Linked DNA regions of Homo sapiens: all the other regions are linked to region 1. A link is a loop called in an ENCODE intact Hi-C map of the cell type or tissue named here. Cell type or tissue: heart right ventricle. All regions are shown on one strand. Each heading gives the region's core, and the rest is flanking DNA. Links, peaks and the distances in the headings are about the cores only. Region 1 holds the start of LINC01727 (long intergenic non-protein coding RNA 1727). Region 2 has its middle 120 kb from the start of RALGAPA2. Region 3 has its middle 110 kb from the start of LINC03083.

Region 1 (8,193 bases), core at 2,184-7,183:
GGAGCAGAAGTACCCCCTGGTCCCAGCCTTGGGGTCAACTTTGAGGCTGCCCTGCCCTTTGACTAGGGCCTCCTTTTCCCCTTCCTACCTATGCCAGGCCCTGTTTTGCTGTGTCTGGAACCCAGTGCAGAGCCCACCTCCCCGTGACTGGTGTTCCCTCCTTCCATGGATGGAGTCTGAAGAACCAGGTCTTTGCACCTACAGGAAGCCCCCAGATCAGAGCTGCCAGGGAAGTTCTGTGTCTGCAGAAGGGAGAGGCGCAGGAGTGAATAGATTGTTTTTTATGTCTTCAGGCTTTTTCAGCTTTCTCTTTTTAAAAGAGACTAACTCTGCATATAAAATGCATTATCTCTGTATACCTGCTAGCAAACAGCCTTCCTTAAACAAATCAACCTATCCAGGGCTAGAGTATACAGCTGCCCAGCCTGGGAACTGCACAATCCCAGGGAGGAAGAATGCTTTTCACATCAGAGTTTATATGCAGCACAGAGTCCTGACAGAGTGGGATATACTGTGAAGCTACATCTTCCATTGCATAATGTTCTCCTTTGGGAACGTGAATCTAAGTATCTGCCTTCCCCACCCAAGTCAGTGGGAAGTGGTTTCATTGGCCACCAGATTTCACAGATAATAAAATGGGAGTGTTTTCCCTTTCCTCCAGAAATACTTTTTATCACCAAGTCACCACCTTACTCCAACGTTTCTGGAACTCACTACTGTTTTTGTTGGTTTCCAAGCAGCAGCTGGAGACCTCCCTGGACCAACCAGCAGCTGGATGCAAACCCAACTCAGGTTAGAGCTTAACTCCAGCAAGCACAGCGCTGCCTCCTACAAGCCCCCACATAGCATTTGCCTCCAAAACTAGTTAGGCAGGATCCCATAGGCCTCCCTGTAACAATATCTCCATAGGAAGGAAGGAAGGAAGGAAGGAAGGAAGGAAGGAAGGAAGGAAGGAAGGAAGGAAGGAAGGAAGGAAGGAAGGAAGGAAGGTATCTGCCCCAAAGCTGTTCTTGACCTTTTTTTGAGTGACTTCACTTTATTTTAAGCTTTATGCAGAAAGTGCAATTGTATTAATATTTGTATCTTGCTATTTCATATTCACTGCAATTCAATGTGTAAAAGCTGCCACAGTGACACTAAGTGGTAAAGAGTTAGTGGTCTTCCCATCCACTAAGTGCATGGAACCAGAACAGAGCAGGGGCCTGAGCCCCACCGCCTGAGGCCAAGTTTCCATCCTTCTATGGACTTCTCTTCTCCCGTTTTTCTCATCATTAAAAGAGAGAGTGACCATGCCTATTTAAGAGGAAGGTTATAGAGATTAAGTGACATTATTCAACCTGTCTCAAGGGGCCACTGGGGAAAGTTTTCTATCTGTAATAATGGTGTTTCAGTAACCTCACAAGCTAAGAAAACCATCAATGTGGACAGATGAATCCTGAATTCATAAACAGCACCTTCCAGGTAGCAGGAAGGCAGGTGAAAGCTAGCTTCCCTCCAGGAACTCTTTGCTCATCCCACCTCTTTAATTAAATTCTTGGGCCAAGTGTAGTGGCTCAGGCCTATAACCCTAACACTTTGGGATACCAAGGCAGGAGGATCTCCTGAGGCTAAGAGTTTGGGACCAGCCTGGGCAACATAGTGAAGCCCCTGTCTTTACAAAATATTTTTTAAATTAACTAGGCAACTTAGGAGGCTGAGGCAGGAGGATTGCTTGAGCCCAGGCATTCGAGGCTGCAGTAAGCTATGATGGCACCACTGCACTCCAGCCTGGAAAATGCCTGAGCTATCTAGGTTATTAACCACCAACCAAAGGCTGAAATCCAATAGGTCTTTAGTTCTCTTTCTTTATTTCCCTCCAAAATGTGATGCAGCTTTTTCCCTGGGGCGCTGGAAGAAGCTAGGGCAGACAGATAACAGCAGTTGAAGGTGGAGATGCTGAAAAGCATGCTTGGCGTGGATGGAAATTTGGCCTCAGGCAGTGGGAATCAGGGAAGACCATTAACTCTTTACCACTTAGTGTCCCTGTGGTAACTTTTACATATTAAATTGCAGTGAATATGAAATAGCAAGATACAAATATTGATAAGATTGTACTTTCTTCATAAAACTTAAAATAACATTAAATCACTCCAAAAATTGTCAAGAACAGCTTTGGGCAGATTGCATTTTCTCTTTCTTCTTCTGTTAATTTTGCATGTTAATTTTCTTCTTAACTGTTTAACATGTGCTGCTATTTGATGATACAATTTTCAAGAGCAATGAGAGGCTGGGAAATGTTTCCTGGTGTGGCCACCACCTAGGAAGACAGTTGGTGCCACAAGAGCTTGTGTAGGGGAAGTTCATGGGCCCGAGGGTTGACCTGCTGGAGCGGGCAGCCGTGCACCCATGCCGGACTCAAGGAGGGCATCACACATGGAGGGGGCAACACAGGCCAGGATGTAAAGCTGGAAAAGTGCAGGGCATGTCCGGGGGCGTCCAGCTCAAGTGGCTGTTTGAGAATTGCTTGTGCTATCGGACGGAGAGGTCACGCACATTGGACGCGAGAGGATCGTGGGTCACAGTCTGGGAACCAGAGCACCAGAGCCCAAGGAGGGAGGACCACAACACCCAGGCCCCTTACCACGCTTATTCCAGCAAGGTAAAGTCCCTCTGGAATGGCTCATGCACCCGGCTTGTGGACAGGAGTGGGATGGCGTGGCTGAGACGGAGATAGGAGGGAAGCAAGGGGAATGGGAAGACAGCTGCCTTGGAGGCCACTCCCAAAGGAAGGAGAGCAGGATGAGAAAACCCCAAATCCACGTAATGCCCTAAAGTGCACTGGGGTCAGCTAAGGCGATGCAGATTGAGGAAGAGGCTCCGAGTCAGTAAGACCAGCACCTAAAATTCCTCTAAAGAAAGGCACTAAAACTCCAGGGCCCCTCATCAGTGTTTGAAAAGATATTTGGCTGCACTTATACTTTAACATGTCCCATAACGTGCCCTGAGATACCATTTTTCACTTATCCAGTTGGCAAATAACATAACGCTCAGTGACTCCGGTGCTGGTAGAGGTGAAGCAGAACACACAAGGGTACAAACTGGCAAGGCTTCCACAGACGGCAACTTGCAGTTCTTTTTAAAAAACCCTCTGAGACAGGAATTCCACTACCAGGACTGTATCCTACATGTGTCCCCACACATGCACATAATGACAGTTGTACAAGGCTACTCATTGTGGCACTGTTGTCATAGCAAAGATTGGAACCAACCAAGATGTCCTTCAGGTGCGGACTGCTTAAATAAATAACACCTCATCCACATAATGGAATGCCAGGCAGAGAGAATGAAGAAATCTGTTTCTTCCTAATGACATAATCTCCCATTATTTAATGAAGAAAAGGGGCAGGCTATGTATGTCAGGTACAATTATTGGTGGTTTTTGAAGGGAAAATGAGAAAGAGAAAGAAACTTTTTTTTTTCTTTTTGCTTATGCATGTACTATCTGTGGAAGGATACAGAAGACGCTGATTACTTTAGTTGGCTCTGCTGGGGAGAACGGAGCGGCTGGAAGACAGAAGAATAAGGAAGATGAGATCTAACACCTTTCTGTTGTTGTCGAATTTTGAACCAGATAGAAGTTTTATCTATTTTCTAAATAAATACAAAAACAAAAACCCCAGGCCCTGAATACAGCTTTAGGTGAAAACGGTGTTCCCAATTCCCACTCCTCACCCATACCCAGCCTCCTATCTCCCTCTCAGCCACGCCATCCCACACTTCCCACTCCTCATCCATATCCAGCCTCCTATCTCCCTCTCAGCCACGCCATCCCACACTTCCCACTCCTCATCCATACCCAGCCTCCTATCTCCCTCTCAGCCACGCCATCCCACTCCTGTCCAGCCTTTTCCTTCCATTCCAATTTTATAAAACTTCCCTTCACCTCACTCCTTTGGCGGGATGATTTTTAACACTTCACAGTTTTACAAGCTTTTGCATTTCAGATTTGAGTCTCTGACTTAAATGAAAAGCTGGAAGTGTTTCTTATAGAAAAACTCACATATATGTACAAAGTATTCTTGCAATGGAAGAAAAATGAAAGGCATCTAAATGTCCATCTGTAGGGGAGAAAAATCAAACAAATCAGATTATTTCCACACTGCACAACAGCATGCAGCGGTAAAACAGTCAGATCACTTTGTGTTTAAAAACCTCAGGCCGGGTGTGTGGCTCACACCTGTAATTCAAGCACTTTGGGAGGCCAAGACAGGAGGATTGCTTGAACCCAGTAGTTCAAGACTAGCCTGAGCATCGCAGGGAGATCCTGTCTCTACAAAAAATTAGCCAGGCATGGCAACTTGCACCTGTAGTCCTAGCTACTTCGGAGGCTCAGGTGGGGGGATCCCTTGAGCCCAGGAGTTCGGGGCTGCAGTGAACTGTGCCATTGCACTCCAGCCTGGGCAACAGAGCAAGACCCTGTCTCAAAAATAAATAAATAAAAATAAAAATAAACCTTATACAATATATTTTCAGACTTTATATAGTACATAAAAATATATTATCAATATAAGCATAAACTTTATATAAACATATTGTATAAAGCATAGAATTAAATGTATTATATTTTTATATATTTATATAAAGTTTTAAAATATTTTTACATTTGTAAATATAAAATATATACACATATATGCCATACAAAATATATTTTATGCTTATTTATAAGTCATACACTTCATATGTGCACATGTAATGTATATTTCTACATGTCTACATCTCTGTGTAACATATAGAAACGAATATATAATATACATATATATCATTTGTAAATGCATAGGAAAGGAATGTAAATGTTCTCTAGGGGTGTAGTAAGATCGGGATGATAAAAGGAAATGCAGGAAAGCTTGAGATTGTTACTGTATGAACCTGCATGGGCTTGTGTGATGTTTTTAAACAATAAAAATTATTAACCATCTTTTGGTGCCTGGCATGACAAGTATCTGCCACTAGAGGGCACTGGAGATCGCTAAATATTTCCCAGGATTATCTTTGAGGGAGGGGGCGCGGGTGCAGGGGATTTGAAGGAAGCCCCTTTACCTCTTTATAAGGGTCCCTTTTTCACGCTGGGGGACTGGGCCCTGAACCTGAACTTTCAGTGAGGGTAAAGCTTGGCTGGAAGCCCGCAACCCTTCTCTCTCCACTCCCTCAAATAGGCCCCTGCAGCCATTTGGGGTGGGAGTCCTTTATCCAGCCCACCCCATTTTGCCCACCAGTTTCGCCCACCAGCCCTGGTCTGCGGGACGCTGCTCCGGTGTGGAAGGTGGAACTGGCATCGAGTGCATTTCAGTGAGCTCACCTTCACTCCTTATTCCACATGGGTGTTCAACGGGGAGCCCTGAGACATTGGAAGGGGCCGTTTGTGATTGCTCAATTATAGTGGAGACATCTTCGCATTTGGGGGAGGAAGAGGGAAGCTAGAATTTCTGAAATGCTCAAAATTCAGCCTGAAATGCATGTCGGTGAACAACCAGTTGCTAATTACCTACCCTAGGCCCTAACTCTCTGACACGTAATCATAGAGCATTATCGCCTGGTTTAGTATGAGCGGAATATGCAGGAACCCAGAGTCAGTCAACGTGTGTTGTTGTGCCTAGAAATTTACTGAGCGTTTTTCACCAGTATGGAAAACCACGGCACCATGACGCCAAGCCGGTAGTGTCTGAGTCACTGGTCCTGTGCTCCAGGCTTGGCCTGGCTCTGGGGTTGTCGGGATCACATTCTTACAAGACAAACACCTGGATACTTTATTACGTCTTCTAGAGAGCTTGTGCCCAAGCATTTACCTATCGAATATGTGTGTGTGTGTGTGTGTGTGTGTGTGTGTGTGTGTTTACCAAAAGTTACCTTTTTCAACTTCTCTTTTGTTTCTCCTTTATATTACAGAAAGAACTTTTTGTAATGATGCATGTAAGTAGATTATACAATCTGTGAATTTCATTTCAAGATAGGACAGGAAGCGTTACAAAATATTCGTGGTCTCCAAAGTGATTCTGACACCTCATGATGACTAAGACCTTTGGTTGCCGTTGCCTCAAATAATTTCCTCCTAGAGCAGCAGTTCTTCACCTCGGCTACACATTGAACTATGTGGGAAGCTATTAAAAATACAGATGCCTGAACCCCACAGCCTTCATTATCTTGTGAGCATCTGGGCCAAGTTCAGTGCTGGTGCTCTTGTTCAGATGGATGTAGCTGGTGGTGCAGAGATCCATGAGCTTGCTTTTATGGGACTTTCTGCTGTTGTTGATCTGGGATGCAGTCAGGATACTAGGGCTTTTTTAAAGCTCCCCAGTTGACTCTAATGCAGCCAAATTTGAGAACCATTCTCTGCTCAATACCTTCAAAAATGGAAAACTAACAACCTCTCACTCAGTGCCACCCCAGGTATGACGTGCAGAACAGCAGCATCAGCATACCTGGGAGCTTGTTAGAAATTCAGAGTTTAGGATCTATCTCAGACCAGCTAAATCCAGATCTTGGGAAGTGGGGCCCAGGTACTTGTATTCCACTCCACGCCTCCACAACATTGGCTTACTTTTAATTTAGCTTTAAATTACAATTTTAAAATGGAATTAACCAGAAGGCAAGGGTATACGGGAAATTTTTTTTAACACTTCTCATGTAAACTCAAGTCTTTTATTCCTTTTTCAGGGGTAAAGCAGGCTTTTCCATTTACAAGGTTATTCATGAGTTGCAAAAATTCCCTCCCTTCCTCCATGCTTTTGTAATTCCTACATTCCGCCATTTAGTCTTGGTGGCCACAATCAAACAGAAATCATGAGGGCCCTTTCCTCTTGCATCCGTAGTGGCAACCTTTGCAGCAGACAGTAACTGCTCCAGATCTGTCAAATAAACGCAAGTATCTGTATTTCTAAATCACCTCTCAGTAATACTTTTGCATACTGGAGTTTTCACTTTGGCATGCCCTAATCCTTACACAAGCACGAATTCCTCTAAATCCCAGCCTGAATTTGTTTAACTTACCAGAGAAGGCTTGCCCATTGAAGATTGGTTCTTCAGCCACTGCTTTTCATTCTCATACCAAACAAGTGCATTTTTAAGAACTCGCGAGAGTCTTGCTACTCTTCAACAGAGAAAGTCATCTCCAAATTAATCCACAGTCAGGAGCACCTCGTGCTGCTTTTATATATCATTAAAGTCCTGTAAAAGCAAGCTCACGGATCTCTGCACCACCAGCTAAATCTATCTGAACGAGAGCACCAGCCCTGAACTTGGCCCAGATGCTCACAAGATGATGAAGGGCACCCCTCCTCCAGCCTGTTCTTGTCCTCTCTCCCAGGGAGGCTTAGTCCTTTGGCACAAAAGCAGTGGTGGCCATTCATTCCTTGCCCTAGTGAAGCCAACTTCCTCCACATTCATTCTGCCCATCAGCATCTGATGCCCCCACAATGGCAAACACTGCAGGGGACCAAAGTCTGACTCCAAAAGGAGGCAGAATGCCAGGTCTTCTGCAGTGATGCCCTCGAATGGCCATCTCTCACTGCCTGGGATTAGCCTACATTGAGATCAATGATTAGCAGGTAACTTGTGAAGCCGACTCCTAAAAGTCCCATTCCTCCATCTTAGCTCATTTGGGAAAACAGTTTTTCCAACACTTCTTACGTAAATTCAAATGTTAGATTCTTTTTTTGGATTTCACAAATAGGACTAATAATTGATCCACTCATGTAAATATGAATACAGTGAATTGCATATAGTAGGCACTGGATTATTTGTTAAAGTGTTGAATTAGGCCAGACACAGTGGCTCGCACCTGTAATCCCAGCACTTTGGGAGGCCAAGGAGGGCAGATCACTTGAGGTCAGGAATTCAAAACCAGCTTGGCCAACATGGCGAAACACTGTCTCTACTAAAAATAGAAAAAAAAAAAATCGCTAGGCGTGGTGGTGGCACACATCTGTAATTCCAGCTACTAGGGAGACTGAGGCATGAGAATCTCTTGAACCCAGGAGGCAGAGGTTGCAGTGAGCCGAGATCGCACCACTGCACTCCAGCCTGGGTGACAGACTCAGACTCTATCTCAAAAAAGAAAAAATGTTGAATTAATACATGTATGTGAATACACTATATGTATGTGTACATGTGCATCTATCTATATAGCTGTATCTCCATCTGTATGTTCATTGATCTATG
Region 2 (8,193 bases), core at 1,587-6,586, 740 kb after region 1:
AAAACAGAATTGTGGCCTTATGTTGCACATTCTTTGATCCTGAGAGCTCCCAGATAATTAAAGATGCTATTAAGGGCAAGAAAAATATTTTCATTATCTCATTTGCATATGAATATAATTGTGCCAATTAAATTTCAGCTGTAGCTAGTGGTATGGGGCAGCCTGCCTATCCATTCACTGGAGCTATTTCCAGTAGCAAGGCTGTAGATGAAGAAATCTCCCACTAGAACTGTAGTTCAGCCTTTTTCTGGTTTTGCTGCTCAACAAATCACACTTAGCTTGTGGCTTAAAAAAAATAACCATTTATTTAACCTACTGTTCTCCAGACTGGCAATTTGGCTCAACTGGGTAGTTCCCAGGGTCTCAGCTAGACTTGCTCAGTCATCTGCACTCAGTTGACCATCAGCTGGATGGCGCTGGTGACCAGGGCAACAGGGGTACCTGGGCCACATGTCCCTTGTTCTCCAGAAGGCCACCCCAAGCTTATTCACATGATGGTTGTATAGGGTTTTAAGAGGGATAGAAGAGGCATGCATGACCGCTTGAGACCTAGGCTCAGCATACCATTGCTTCCTCCACATTCTCTTGACCACAGCAAGTCACAAGATCAGGCAGATTCAAGGGTGGGGAAGTAGATTCTACCTTTCAATGGGAGGAGCAGCAAAGTTACATTGAAACAGGCAGGGATACAGGGAAAGGAATAATTGCAACCATTTTTGCAAGCAATTTACCAGAGCCTCAACCCATAGCAATCTTTGTCCTTTAAAAGATAGGATAGGTCAGGTGTGGTGGCTCACGCCTGTAATCCCAGCACTTTGTGAGGCCAAGATAGGTGAATCACTTGAGGTCAGGAGTTCGAGACCAGCCTGGACAACATGGTGAAACTTTATCTGTACCAAAAAATAAAAAAATTAACTGGGTGTGGTGCCTGTGGTCCCAGATACTTGGAAGGCTGCGGTGGGAGAATTGCTTGAACCTGGTGGGAAGGTGTTGCACTGAGTTGAGATCGTGCCACTGCACTCCAGTCTGGGTGATAGAGTGAGACCCTATCTAAAAAAAAAAAAAGAAAAAAAAAAAAGGACAGAACCTAACCCAAATTCTGGTTCAGACTCTGGCCCTTGCTCCTTAGTTCATTTGTATTGCTTTAAAGGAATACCTGAGGCAGGCTGAGTAATTTATAAAGAAAAGAGATTTATTTGGCACATGGTTCTGCAGGCTGTGCAAGAAGCATGGAGCCAACATCTGCTTCTGGTGAGGGCCCCAAGCTGCTTCCACTCATGTTAAAAGGTGAAAGGGAGTCAGTATGCAGAGATCACAGGCAGAGAGGAAGTAATAGACAGAGGAGGAGGTGCCAGGCTCTTTCTAACAACCAGCTCTCATGGGAACTAATAGAGTGAGAACTCACTCACTTGGTTCCAGATAGGACATTAATTCATGAGGGATCTGCTGCCATGACCCAAATGCCTCCCACTAAGCTCCACCTCCAACATTGGATCAAATGTCAACATGAGGTTTGGGGGGAACAAGCATCCAAACTATAGCAGCTCCCAACCCACAATGAGGAGTTCTACCTCAATCCCCAAAGCCCCCACTCCCATCTCCCCCTGTCTTCCTGGAGCTGACTTAGTTGGAACCTTCTGGACCAACTAATAACCTGTGTCATCCCTGTCCTATCATCATGACATTCAGTGGGTCATGGCCCTGTGTAGGAGAATGTCCAGCTCTCTCCAGATCTCACACCAAGGCAGGAGGAAACCACTGCCTGGAGGCCTTGTCCCCCAATGCCACACTAGTGTCAGCAGCAGAGGACCAATGCTCGGGTCCCCACCTCCCAGCCCAGTGTCCTGTGCTGTTAACATTTCTTGCCTGCAAGTGAGAGAATATGGAAAGGGTCTGCCCATCCCAAGCTCTATCTGTGCATCCAGGAAATGTTTTCAAGAGAAAAGTTAGGAGTTGTGATGGTTGATTTTATGTGTCAATTTGGCTGGGCCGTGGTACCTAGGTATTTGGTTAAACACTATTCTAGACATTTCTGTGAAAGTGTTTTTAAACTCAATTAACATTTAGATCAGTGGCCTTTGAGTAACAAAGATTACCCTCCAAAATGTGGGTGGGCTTTATCCAATCAGTTAAAGGACTTAAGAAAAAAAGACTGGTTCTCCAACCAGGAAGGATTCAGCCAGCAGACAGTCTTTGACTCTTCCCTGGGTCTCCAGCTTGGTGACCTACCCTGAAGATGTTAAGCCAATTCCTTAAAATAAATCTCTCTGTATACATGCATCCTATTCTGTTTGTTTTTTTTTTTTTTTCAATCTGGAGAATCTGACTAATCCAGGGGCGGAGACAGTCTGTAGAAAAGCAAGCTCTATCATTTACTCAAGATTATGAGCTAAACAAGTTTAACAACAGTATCTGAAAACTGTAACATTTATAGTACCCTGGGTTAAATACTACTTGTTTTCAGTGGGTTAATGGGAGAAAGAAACAGAAAATGGACCTAAGAGAGGAAGAAGAGAGGAGACAATTTGTACTTTGTATTTTCATATATATTATTCCCAGTTAAAGTGAATTGAAGCTAAGGGACAATAATTAACATTGATAGTCTGGATGATATGATATGTCCAACTTATCATTTCACTTTTATTTCCATTATATGTTTATGCCTTTCTACCAGAATGGCTGTTAAAATGGGATTCTTATGACATTTCCTGAAAGGACTCAATAGTCTTTTACTTACATCTCTCTCTTTTTTTTTTTTTTTTTTTTTTTTAAGATGGAGTCTTGCTCTGTCGCGCAGTCTGGAGTGCAGTGGCACCATCTTAGCTCACTGCAACCTCTGCCTCCTGGGTTCAAGTGATTCTCCTGCCTCAGCCTCCTGAGTACCCGGGATTACAGGCATGCGCCACCACGCCCAGCTAATTTTTGTATTTTTGTAGAGATGTGGTCTCGCGATGTTGGCCAGGCTGGTCTCTAACTCCTGACCTCAGGTGATCCGCCCGTGTCAGCCTCCCAAAGTGCTGGGATTACAGGCATGAGCCACCAAGCCTGGCCTTTTACTTACATCTAAGTAGCCATTTTGCCAAGGACAGGGAGTCAAAGATGAATGTGTTTTTAAAAATCATATGACCCTCATTTTAATTTAAACCATCTAGAAACCAAGATTTCAAGATGAACATAAAAAAATTAATGTAAACTGCCTTTAAATTGAAGATTTTTCCCCCCACTGGGTTACAATAAAGTTCCCATAAGTCTCTGGAGTATAGCAAAAAAACAGCGAGGTTGTCAGCGAGGGGGAGAACTAGAAACTAGAATGAGCTGGTTGAGTCCTCATGAGCCATCGAAGTCCAAAGTTTAGGAATTCAGAGGCCATCGGGGTGACTGCAGTCTCTCACCCCGTGCGCAATGCAGGACGACCACGCTGCTCCGCTGGGCGGCTCTTTCTAAACCTAAGAACCCAGCATACGACGTGGCTCTCTTGATTCCCTTATCAGAAGTCCTTCTGCATGGACAACTGAAAGGCCTTTAAATTCAAAAGCTCTTCAAGGTTAGTAAGTAAACCTGGCCTGTCTTACCCCAAAAGCCCGATCGCTGCGAAGGGGAGATTTTTATTTTCTGGTCCACACCGCCATCTGCTGGCCTCGCCATCTCTAAGTGAAGCACTCGCTGTATTTTCTTCCAGGAAATCCAGTAGATCGTTTAGACTTCATTCTAAAATCCATGTATATTGAAGTGTTGCTTCACGTGTGAAAGTAGCACTTCTCAATATTTACAATAAGAGTAAGAAAAGCACTTGATAAACCAGTTCATTGGACACAAGTTACTTGCGTTGATTGTGAATATGAAACGAAGTAACAGTTAAGGAGCTAAACATAACTAGGTACCTCTGGGCAGCCGGAGTCTCATTTGGATAATTAGTACCTACACTTGTCAGCCGTCTGATTGCCCAGTAATTATAGTTTAAGTTAAACAGGTAAATCTGATGGGTACGTATTTGTTTGTGGACAGGGTTAACAGCCCCGTTGATGAAGCATCCCTGCATCATCCTTCAGGAGCGCCATGGTAATTAATGGGCTCTTATGCGGTTTTTTAAATATGCAAATAAATATTTAACACGAAAATGTCCCTAGATGACAGACAACAGGTTCATGAGAAACAGCGATTTATCATTAGCATGGACTGCTTCAGGGACATTGGTGAATACAGGTAGTCAGGGAACTATCAACGTGTGTTTGAAAAGCCATTCCAGAGGGTTGCAGAACCGGGTGGCTCACTTAGCTGCTATATACATAGCTTGCAAAGCCCTTCAAAGGTTAATCATTCTTATCCTCCCCTTTTAGCCTCAATTGTCCTCTTTTGTCATGACCTCTTTATAAATAAAGGAAAGGAAAATAAGGAAAGATGGGGAGACAGAAGAGGAGAGAAAAGGAAAACGAGAAAACCACACTTAAAGTCCCTGTGGGTAACTGTTGTACAGTTGCATGCATTTAGGTAAAACCCCTAACCAGCTTAATAATCTATTCTGAGACAAACAGGGCAGCTTGGAGAACCCTGCATTTGCTCTTCTAAGAAAAAGAGGCCGGGCGCGGTGGCTCACGCCTGTAATCCCAGCACTTTGGGAGGCCGAGGTGGTCGGATCACGAGGTCAAGAGATCAAGACCATCCTGGCAAACATGGTGAAACCCTGTCTCTACTAAAAATACAAAAATTAGCTGGGCATGGTGGTGCACACCTGTAGTCCCAGCTACTCAGGAGGCTGAGGCGGGAGAATCACTTGAACCCAGGAGGCAGAGGTTGCAGTGAGCCAAGATCACACCACTGCACTCCAGCTTGGCGACAGAGCAAGACTCCGTCTCAAAGAAAAAGAAAAGAAAAGAAGAGAAAAGAAAAGAAATTATCAGTGAACTCATAGCTTCCCATATTCTCTAGCAAACAAAGAACATGTGGGGGATAAAAAGAGGTTTAATGGAGTAAGCACGGCACACTGTCAAATGATCAGCAATCAGATCTTAAGGACAACTCATTCTTCATCAGCTGCACCTAACTCTCTGGGCCCCAGTGATGTGATTGCTAATGGAATAATGCCTATGCAACCCAGCCAAATGAACCCAGAGCCTTCCCCTCTGGCACTAAGATAGGCCACCGTTGGTTTCCGAAATAAGCATGACATCAGCAGTGGCCACCTCCTGCAGTCCAAACCTCAGAGCTCCTTTGGGGAGGAGGCGAGGCGTGCAGGAGAGCCGTGTGGCTCCAGGATGCTAGATTTCACTCCTGGCTCTGGCTCTGAGTAACATGTGACTTACGACCAGTCGTGTGTGCCAATCAGTTGGAATTATTCCTCTGCTCTCTGCTCTTCAACAGAAATAATGAAGTTGCCTTGGTAGATTCACCAACTTTTAAATGTTTGGAGCTTATCAAGAGAGTCATTTTTAACACTTTTTCTTCCCCTGAAAATACAAGAAATGCGTGGCCGTCGAAAAATAAACAAGCAAAGAGAAAAGGAAAAGAAGCAGGAAAAAAAAAAAGTGGACATAAGACGACTCCTCCAGGGACAGCCTCATCCCTCTTCCCTCCTCGCCATGTGGCTTTCAGAAAGAGCAGCCTCTGGCTCTTGGTTTGCTTGCCTTCCCTTCACACTGCAGCCCTCCTATCTTCTGCGCCCTATGTTGGTACAGCTCAATCCAATGCACATTTTGCAAGCCTTGATTATGACTTTCCAGCAGTATCTCCCCTCGGCTGCCGAGGGCCAAGGCCCCTGCTTTCCTCTTGCTTCTCCGGCCACCTCTCCACCCTTTAGAAGTCTCCTCCTTCTCTTCATGGCCATAATCTGGTGGGTACTTTTCTTTCCACTTGATGCTCTTTCCCTATGTCCGAGGGTCTAACCCTGTCTGTAATGAGAATCACCTGAGGGCTGTTATCATCTACTTATACTTGGGCCCCGCTCCAGGCCAGGCAAGTCAGAATCTCTGAAGAAGGGATCCGGGGAAATTCAATATCTTTTTAAAGCTCCCCAGTCAACTCTTACATTCAGGCAGCATGAACTAACCCTCCAGGAACAGTTTCTCAAACGGGACTGCACAGGTGGAACCCGCTGGGGAGTTTTAAAAGCTTCTGATGGCTGGATCCAGAATATCCAGGTCTGAGGGGTGTCCTGAGATGAGGGACTTTCAGTGCTAAAACTAGGAAAGTCCCAGGCAGACCTGGACAAATGGGGATGAGTTGGTTGCCCTCCCCAGAGATTTTGACGTAATGGTACTGGATGGGCACTGGGAATTTGTTAATTTAATTTTATTTTGTTTTAGTTTGTTTTATTCATTTATTTTTGAGACCGAGTCTCGCTCTGTCACCCAGCCTGGAGTGCAGTGGTGCAATCTCGGCTCACTGCAACCTCCACCTCCTGGGTTCAAATGATTCCCCCACCTCAGCCTCCTGAGTAGCTGGGATTACAGGCACCCGCTATCATGCCCGGCTAATTTTTGTATTTTTGTAAAGACGGGGTTTCACCAGGTTGGCCAGGCTGGCCTTGAACTCCTGACCTCAGGTGGTCTGCCTGCCTCAGCCTCCCAAAGTGCTGAGATTACAGGCATGAGCCACCGTGCCTGGCTTTATTTTTATTTTTATGTTAATTTATTTATAGACACAGTCTTGCTCTGTCACCCAGGCTGGAGTACAGTGGTGTGATCATGGCTCACTGCAGCCTCGAGCTCATGAGATCCTCTGCAATTCAGCCTGCCAAGTTGCTGGGACTATAGGCATGTGCCACCACACCCAGCTGATTTTGTCATTGGGATTTTAGAAGCTCCCCAGGTAATTCTAGTGTGAAGCAAAGTTTGAGACTCGCTGCCTGCAGTCAGTGATTTTCAAGCTTTCCTGTGCATGCAAATGCCCTGAAGGGTGTGTTAACAGGGTCTGCAGGCCTCATCCCCAGAGTTTCTGACTCAGTAGGTCTTGGACAGGATGGGGCCAGAGATTCTGCACCTCAAACAACTTTCCAGGTAATGCTGTGCTGCTGGTAGTCCAGAGACCTACTTGGGGAGTCTCCTCCCCATCTTCAGCTCAAGTTACCATCCTACAGTAACAAATGCAAAATGTGTGTCTACTCTGGCCCCTCCTTTGCTCTGTACATCTGTAGAACCAGCAGTGCATTTGATTCTCCATTGGAATGTTTTAAAGGCATCTCAAATTCAAAATGACAAAATGGAATTCACGATCATCTTCTCCAAGCCTGATTTCTTCTAATGGTCTTTATGTGTTGTAGCACAGAAACTTGATGTCATCTTTTATAGAAATCTCCCTCTGCCCACCCCCAGGTTCAAGTCATCGTGAACTTTCGTTGATTTGACTGCTTCGGGGTGTCTTGGACCTACCCATTGTTCTCCCTCACTACCCAAGACTTCCTTGTCTAAGCGCCGTGAGGCCTCCTTGATGGGCGGTGTGGTGTCTCCCAGCGCATCTCCCCTCTTCCTGCTGGCCCGTCTACCCATCTACTCCATTGTCCATGATATTTTTTCAATATTCGGATCCAATCGCCCCTCCCCCTGCTCAAACTCTTCAGCAGTTTTTCATGCCTGCCCAGACTCTGCCTATCCTAGGCCTCCTCTCCTATTCCTGTCTCAGTAAGACATGGCGATGGACACCAGCAAAGGTGTCCAGCCAGCCCCAGCATGGCCTTTGTCATCATTATATGTCTATGGTCAATGAGCTCAGATCCCAGCAGGGGATTGTAAAGGACATAGTCGGGGCCACACCACTCAAGAGCAGGAAAGCTGGGATCATGGCATGGCTCTCCTGCAGTGCCTGGTGCTCCCCACTGCACCACACTGCCTTCCTGCGCCTGTCACGTCCCAGCGTGTCAGACCCGGAACTGAATCTTCACGCAGGTCCCCATGACTGTGTTAGCGTGTGTCTTGGTTTGTGTTCTCTAGCTACAAGGATTTGGGTGCAAATGGTTTATTTGGGCGTGTAGAGAATATGCAGGGGGAGGCGGGATACACAGTGAGGTGGGTGAAGAAGTGAGACCGAGGCGAGAACTTGGCCAACAAAAGGTATGGTTATGAAGCCACCTCACTGTGGACCAGTGGGCACAGTCCTGGGGGGATGTTCTGGGAAGCAGCATGGGACATTATCCCCAGAATGAGCCCATCTGAGGAGCAGGGAGCTGGGGCCCTAATTCTCTGGCATTTACAACCTGCTGGG
Region 3 (8,193 bases), core at 2,198-7,197, 710 kb after region 1:
GGATATTAGAAACTACAGATTGAGAAACAGGCTGAGCTAAGGAACATTGGTTCTGTCTTGTAGACACAGGCATGTTGTGACTACCACTGAACAGGTGTTGATTAATTGGCAGGCTAAACCAGAGTCCATGAGGCAAGTTGGGAGAGCTAGGTCATTTCAACTGAAGCCAAAGGAAGTTCTGGCCGTAAATCACTCATGGCTTTCTAATGCAACATGTCAGGAGGTGCAAAACCTTTATAAAATATATTTTGCCAAGTAGTTTCTCCATATCTCCTCTCCTCAGAGCAATGCCCATGTGGTCACTTTGGAGTCCAGCTTTTTCTTTCTAAGAATTTGAATGATTTTTTTTTAAGTGCTACCCATGCTGTCTCACAATCCAGCCAGCAACACAGGATCCTGCTATCTTTCCTCAGAAATTGAACTTACCAAAGGCTGGGCCTCTCCTGTGCATGAGCCACAGAATCCATCCAAGTCCAACATCTCCACCTTCAGGAAATAATGCAAAACTCACCTCAGTACCCAGGCCTTTTTTTGATAGAGGATTTAATAGCAACCCTAGAGCAACCTCATTTGGATTTCCTTATTCCTTTTTCCCTACCCCAAGCTTCCAACTCTCTCCCCATAAAAACACCCTAATTCTGGAGGCCAGTCTCAAGTCGTCTTCTTCCCCCAGTCATCAGAAGATGGTAGGAAGAAGGTAAACATTGCGTCTTCCTCTGTTGAAGAGCAGGCATCTTTCAAGAAGCTTTCCAGACATTGAAGCAGATACCAATACCTGAGACCTCCAACCACTGTTCCAGAGGAAAAAGGACAAAATAAAGATTCGAAGAGTCTGCACATTTCTCTGACCATATAATAAGTATTGGCTGGAGTTTCAGAGAGTTATGAAGTGAACAACTGAAAAATCTCAGAACAGCTTAAGCCAGCACTGAGCTATTCCAACTATGCTTTCTCCTCTGAAGAGGTTTTCTGTTTCTTTATGGAGGTCTATGGAATTCAGCTTAAGCCAGCGAGCGATTCTATCCTGACACTCTATTCAATAAGCTCCAGCAACACCAGAGAAAAAATTCACCCCAGTGATGGTTACCTGGCTTGATGGGCCCCATATCTCCCACCAGGGGTAACTCTAGGCCAGCGCCCTGCAGGAGCACTTCCTACACGGATGGAGATGGCCTTTATCTGTGCTGTCCAATGCGGTAGCCACTAGTAACATGTGGCTCTGAGCCCTTAAATGTGGCTAGTGGGACTGAGAAATGGAATTTGTCATTTTCTTTAAGTTTAATTAACTTTCAATAGCCACAGCAGAGTAGAGGCTCGTGTCTCAGACAATAAAGTCACAGGTGGAGTCAGGAGTTTGCCAGGGTAAGGCTTGGGGTGGCATTTACCTGCTGTGTGAGTGACAAAATGGCTTCTTCCCGCCCTCTCTCTGCTTCCACAGACGGGGGCATTTCTATTCTTTATCTTGCTACGCCTCTATACTTTAAAAATGCATCCTCCACCAATAAAAACACAATTTCAGCAGAAAAGTGGCCAAACATCTCAGAGGGACTCCTGGGGCCCACAGTTAAAGGCTTTGTTCCAACACCACATTTTGTTTCCATGTCTTCTACATCTAACTAGAACCAAGCTGGCTAAATACTCCACGGGAATCCTCACTGGTGGGCCTGTCTACTCTCCAGGCAGAAAGATTTCCCAGAGCTCTGCAGGCCACTGACTTACCTCCCTAGGGGACACAGGCATAGCATTCACCTGTGGCTTCCTGAGCCTCCTGGTGTGTGGGATGCCCTGGGAGCTCCTTACATGAAAATGTCAGGCTCCTCCTAGACGGGATAGGTCAGAATGGGCAGAGGCAGATCCCCCAAAGCTCTCCAGTGCTAGGGTAACCGGACGCTAGTACTTAGGCCAGCTTTGGGGAAGTGCTGGCCTATACAACAGTGGGCATGAAATCACCAACAGGGATGCCTTCCTCACTCCAGCCCAGAGCTGGTCCAGTAGGGGGCTGAGCAGAGGGGAATTTTAATGTTGTTAGGAAACGTTGTGGTTTCAGGAGGAAGAAAACCATTTTAAGCTTAAACTCTGATCAGGAAGAAGCTCTTTTCCCCTTTATGGAATGCAAAATGCCCATACCTCCATGGAGGTGTGGCAGGAAATGCTACGGAGCCAGCCAGTGAACACAGATGAAAGCTCAGTGCCCAGGTTAGAAGGCACGAGAAAGCAAGCACCGTGTGGGACAGCCATGCCTAGCATTTCAAACGGTGCAGAAAGCCAGTTGTCCATAAGGGGCTGGGAGCACTGGCAGGAGGACCAAGATCAGTGCAGGCCCTCAGGGGACATCAAGAGAAGAGCAACTCCAAGCCACGCCACCTCTGAAATCCCATCAACTCCTTTCTGAGGAGGAACTAATAGTCTATGTCAAATCTTTTAAAGTGTTCTTACCACACACACTAATAATTATTATAATAGAGGAGATGGGAAGAAACTTTGGGAAGGGATGGATGTCTATGGCCTTGATGGTAGTGATGATTTCACTGGTGTCTGCTTCTCCCCAAACTCATCAAGTTGTACACATTAATTACACACAGCTTTATACAAGTCAATCATACCTCGATAATGTGGTTTCAAAAATATTTTTGTGCGTTAGATTTCCAGTTTATTTTCTGCATGGAAGAATGTATACAGGTCTCTCTCTCTCTGGGTGTGGGTCCAATCATTTACAAGTTCTTTTGTTATCTTCTAAAGATTTCAAATTCACAAACCTTACACAAAGGGACTGTGTGTGGCCACCACGGTTGAATGAAACTTGCCCAGTTATTACAGCCAGGGTTCTGGAGTTCTGAGAGAACTAGGCAAGTGGCTTCCCACACAGAATGATGTCTTACTGAAACTCATTTCTATTGAGTCATTTAAAGGTACAATCTGGCCAGGCATGGTGGCTCACACCTGTAATCCCAGCACTTCAGGAGGACAAGGCGGATGGACCACTTCAAGCCAGGAGTTTGAGACCAGTCTGGCCAACATGGCAAAACCCTCTCTCTACTAAAAATGCAAAAATTAGCCTGGCGTGGTGGTGCACACCTGTAATCCCAGCTGCTCAGGAGGCTGAGGCAGGAGAATCACTTCAATCTGGGAGGCAGAGTTTGCAGTGAGTGGAGATCGCACCACTGTACTCCAGCCTGGGCTATAGAGAGAGACTTCATCTAAAAAAAAAAAAAAGTACAATCTTAAAATTCTTAGGACTAGAGGCCAAAAGATGGTGTCTTTTTTTTTTAGTGCTTCTTTTCACTCCTCAATATATTTCTATGCCAAAGACTAAGAATATTTGCCCAAATTTTGCCAGCTCCATCTCTTCCCTCCTCTTCAAGAACTCTCTCTAGAGGAAGTGAGCTAAGTTCTCCAGAGCTTTCTTTCACGGGATATGGAGAAAACACATAACATCAACCACCTTTGGTGCAGGAAGAAAACTAATTAGATGGGCAATGCTGTAAGCCATATCTATTTGTTTTAGATTTTCTTCAGTCTAAAAGAGTTGAGCCTGAAATGGATAAATGTGTCATTTCCCTTGAATGTGAGTGAGTATTAGAGACTCATTCTCCTAGACCCATTGAGTACTCTGTAATTCAAGGGCTTTTTCTTTATTCCTCCAATAAAAATGTCTTGAGGTTTTCTGGAAGTGGAGACCGAAAACACATGAGGGCTTCCTCTCACTGGTTTTGACTCTGATTTTTCAAAGAAGTTGGGTGCACCAGAGATAGAGATGTGGACAAAGTGGTCAGACACACACATCGTTCACTCCGTAATGCACACTAACACACTCATAGTGATTCCGTGAGCTCTTATTTTCTGCATTTGAACATTTCTTTCTTGCTGTATTATGCTTCTACGCCTCTGTTATTAGATGCACCTGCTCATACAAGTTTGCTATCATTTATCTCACTTACAGTAACATCGAGCACACCATTAGTGTTGCTTAGAATTACCCCAGCTCCAATGAAGATGCCTTAATAGTTTTGAAGGAACGCCACCCAAATTACAGTGTGTGGGTGAGAGAGTTCACCAGTCTATAAATGTGAAGATCTTCAAGCATTGTGCTACATTCTCTTTTATTCATTTTCTCTGAAGCAGGTTAAACCTCTTGAATTAAGATCTATGCTCAGATGCCAATGGAAATGGAGTGTGTTCAGAAACTGATGTTTACTTGAATGTGTTTATTGCTTAAGTGTCATTTCTGCCTTCATCCCTTTCATTGTCTTTTTGAGCTTTGAGAAAGGAATCCAGTATTTCCAGTTTTTTCTTTATCATTTCTCCCAAATATGTGCTATTTGAGTTGTTATGGCTGAGAGCTATAATAACTTTCTTTTTTTTAATTGCCCTACTAAATTTTAAAAATAATAGTTAAGGAAGCTTTAGTTGATTTCAATTAAGAGATGCTATGTAATGCAATTAAGAAATGCTGTATAAATTGCCTTCCATTCCAACAGTGAAAAGAATTCATGTTGCTTTTTAGGATTCTACATGCCTCTTTAAGTCCATGTACAGCCTAACGCCACAGTCATTCCCTTCCTAATTTCTATCTTGCAGAGGCAGGAGAGAATCATGGCCAATGGCAGTATTGCAAGCATTGCTGTGCTTGTGCGCCCCCTGCTGGCTTAGTTTTTGCTAACAGCTGTTGAGGGGCTAGATCCCAGAGGAAACGGGTACTTACTTTGGTTGAAATCAGCAGAAAAGAATGACGATGACTAACTTGTCTTCTACTGTCTAAGCTTTCAGGAGCTTAGACCGTCGCCCAAATGGGCAAGAGTGCATATTTTTAGCAATGTCTTGCTTTTCTCATGACTGTCCCAGGAAGTTAGTTCCTTATGCTTTTAAAGCACCTGTCAACAGCACTGTCTTAACCTTTATCGTAGAAAACGGATGCTCCAGGCAGGACCCTTGGGCATGAGGAAGGGGTGTGTGTGTGTGTGTTTGTGTGTGTGTGTGTGTGTGTGCGATTTTGTCCCGTTGTCCCATTTCCATCAAGTCCTCCATTTTTAAAAATATAAGCAACTGACATTTTCTCAGCCTTCTAAGAGGTGAAATAGACATGTGGCTTCAAGGTCCCCACCTCACTACCAGCCGCTTCCAACCCAACAACGGTTTCTACATAGAAACTCTGGGCCACCCACCCGGCTTACAGTGTGCTGAAACGTATCTGTTTAACTGTCCACTGTTACATAATGGAAATGTTACCAAATGGTGATTCTGAAATTTTCCTGTGCCTCCAAAACATAGCTTATTTTCCATTCTCTGACAACCAGCCAATCCCCTAGGCATTACCATCCCCCTGTAGGTAGCCAGCTGAAGCCCAAGCTGTGTTCATCTCTGGATTGCAACATCCCTGAACACGACTGACGAGTGATGGGGCTGACCTCCCAGGCACATGTTAGAATGGATAGTGTAAATCAACGCTTCTTTGGGACCAAGATCTCAGACTGTCACAATAGGAAAACAGAGAGAATCTCCTTGGATTGGTGCAGAGCAAACATGGCTGTGGTTCTTGGCCAGCGCAGGCTGCCCTGAAGCAGTAGTGCCCTGTACACTGGCGGGATGTGGTGCTCTTCCCCATCTCTGCCACAGCCAGACCCAGTCCATGCTACACTGTCTCTCCTGTGCCCTCACAGCAGCCTCCCAGCACTTCTTCCCATTTCCATTTGTCCTTCTTACAATCCGCTCTTCCACCCTGAGTCAGAGTATTCTCCCAAATCCCAAACTGATCCAGCTTGCCCTTTGGATTAAAACTTTTCAGGGATGGACACAGTGGCTCACGCCTGTAATCCCAGCATTTTGGGAGGCCAAGGTGGGAGAATCACTTGAGGTCAGGAGTTTGAGACTAGCCTGGCCAACATGGTGAAACCCAATCTCTACTAAAAATACAAAAATTAGCTGGGCATGGTGGCGTGTGCCTATAATCCCAGCTACTCAGGAGGCTGAGGCAGGAGAATTGCTTGAATCTGGGAGGTGGAGGTTGCAGTGAGCTGAGATTGTGCCACTGCACTCCAGCCTGGGCAACAGAGCAAGACTTCATCTCAAAAAAAAACAAACAACAACAACAAAACTTTTCAAAGATTTTCTGTTGCTTGTTGAAAAACAACTAAAATCCTCAGCTTAGCTTACCAGGCCAGTGGGACCTCTCATCTATCCTTCCAATCAACCTTAGGTCTGAAGAGCCTCCTCTGTTTGCATTGTGAATTTTGTGTGTGCATCCAACATTGAACTTTAAGCTCTATAAGGACAGAGCAGGAGCCAGTCATTGTATCCATGGTGCCTAGTGCAGAGCCTGGTATACAGTGGGTTATCCATGGTTCTGACTATTTGCTGAATCAATATGTGAATAACTTGGGTGGCAGCATGGAGAGTTTCAGCAGCAGTGAGAGGCAGTGCCAATAAAGAGGAATACTAGTCCCTTTAGGGCTAACAGGAAAGAGCTCCTTGGTGACAGTAGCTTGCCTCCCTACTCACACTGCTGCATCAGCAGCAAAATAATCAACCACAGACATCTCCAAGTGGAGCCAGAAGATGACAGGCACCATGCTTTAACTGGGAGATCTCGTTGGTGAGCAGAGCTGAGATGCCTCCCGCTCAGGTGCTGAGAAATGTTGGGAGGACCAGAGTTCCAGAAAGTTCCCTGCCCAGGGATAGAGCTCAAAGAAATATGTTTTCTTTTCTCATTATCACTTGTTAAGGTTTTAGGAGTAGGCATATAAAATTAGCAAGCAACAGGTATATTTCTGGTAATAGAACACAGAAAGAGAAGTAGAACATAGGAGAGAATAGAAGAACATAGAAGGGAAGTTCAAAGAATGAACAAAAAAGATTCAATGAGTTTTAAGGGTTTTAACCAAGTTTTAAGGGTTTTAACCAAGAACCATAGGCTCTTACCACGAAGGCCTACTTTGAGTCATTGAGATACTGTCTCATCTGATTGTATTTTTTTTTTTTTTTTGAGACGGAGTCTCTCTCTGTCCCCCAGGCTGGAGTGCAGTGGTGAGATCTCGGCTCACTGCAAGCTCCGCCTCCCAGGTTCACACCATTCTCCTGCCTCAGCCTCCCAAGTAGCAGGGACTACAGGTGCCCGCCAACACGCCCGGCTAATTTTTTGTATTTTTAGTAGAGACAGGGTTTCACCGTGTTACCCAGGATGGTCTCGATCTCTTGACCTCATGATCCGCCCGTCTCGGCCTCCCAAAGTGCTGGGATTACAGGCATGAGCCACCGCGCCCAGCCTGATTGTATTCTTTAATCCAATGCTAAGAACATAAAAAATGCTTACAACTTCAAAACATGGTTTAAATGTATCTGACCCTCTTTATAGATCCTATGTTTTTGAGAGATGACAGGGCCTCTTAAATGTATTTTCTAAGAGATCCTTTGTTATTTAAAGGTCACATCAACTTTGATGGGACCTTTGGGTTCATGTCATATATATTATGGCAGCAGTAAGTCATTTAAGGCATTAGTCACTTTGCAAGAGTCAAGTGTACGTCATTACTTCACCTTAAACGTGTTCCGATTCCCAAGAGAGTTTTCCATTCTCACCGCATGTGCGAAGGAGTGCAAAAGGAGGAATGGGTTTCAAACCCAATCCATTAAAAGCACATTCAAATGGATCCCTACAAGATTTCCCTGTGACATAATCAGAGACAGTAGAAAGAAGGGTACCTGGTTTTCTCCAACTGACTTGCTCCAAATGTCACCAGTGCAGAGACTAGAAAATACCATCTTGCTCCTCCTAGAGCTTCTCTAAGTGAATCACTGGGACTAGGGCCTGCTGGAGCTTTGCCTTCTTTTCTTTGGCAAAAATGACAGCCTCAGTGGCACCTCCTGCATGGCCCAGAGGCACCACCCCTTGCTTCCAACTTCAATAATATTCCAAACAAACATGAATCATTGAGTGTGGTTGGGCACCAAAGAAAGCTCTAACTGCACCAAGAGAAAACTTCAGATGACCACGAGGCTCTAATCTCTTGCATCAATTTAACCACATTAATTACGAGAAAAACAGAAAGAGAGACAAAAAATGAACAATTTGAAGGAGAGTTTTCATACTCTTAAGTGGCATATTGCTATTCTTTCTACTAAGTACTCCTGTAAAATAACAGCAATAATTTCTAAACATAACTGTTTTATATGTGTAAATATATGTATGTATACATTTTC

Evidence for each region. Peaks named below come from ENCODE experiments on the same cell type or tissue, not always from the same donor. Only the 100,000 strongest peaks of a DNase experiment are listed, where the experiment ranks them.
Region 2: a loop joins it to region 1, with 16 times the contacts of the local background. A loop is called at or near these places in 23 of 110 quality-filtered maps.
Region 3: a loop joins it to region 1, with 5 times the contacts of the local background. A loop is called at or near these places in 35 of 110 quality-filtered maps.

The regions. Positions count from the first base shown.
Region 1 is chr20:21,569,079-21,577,271 of GRCh38, reverse strand. LINC01727 (long intergenic non-protein coding RNA 1727) reads right to left here and starts at 7,248. Exons shown (of 4, transcript NR_109880.1): 1 at 7,024-7,248. RefSeq lists an enhancer at 2,520-3,020. In heart right ventricle, for the core only: a CTCF peak has its summit at 4,986 (motif pointing right); no DNase peak of the experiment used is centred there; H3K27me3 peaks cover 3,432 bases.
Region 2 is chr20:20,833,101-20,841,293 of GRCh38, reverse strand. No RefSeq gene overlaps it. Among named protein-coding and RNA genes, the nearest start is that of RALGAPA2, 120 kb to the right of the region's middle. In heart right ventricle, for the core only: CTCF peaks have their summits at 3,425 and 3,633 (motif pointing left); a DNase peak (open chromatin) is centred at 3,613; H3K4me3 peaks cover 410 bases; H3K27me3 peaks cover 2,412 bases.
Region 3 is chr20:20,856,826-20,865,018 of GRCh38, reverse strand. No RefSeq gene overlaps it. Among named protein-coding and RNA genes, the nearest start is that of LINC03083, 110 kb to the left of the region's middle. In heart right ventricle, for the core only: CTCF peaks have their summits at 4,436 and 4,638 (motif pointing left); a DNase peak (open chromatin) is centred at 4,638; H3K27me3 peaks cover 2,377 bases.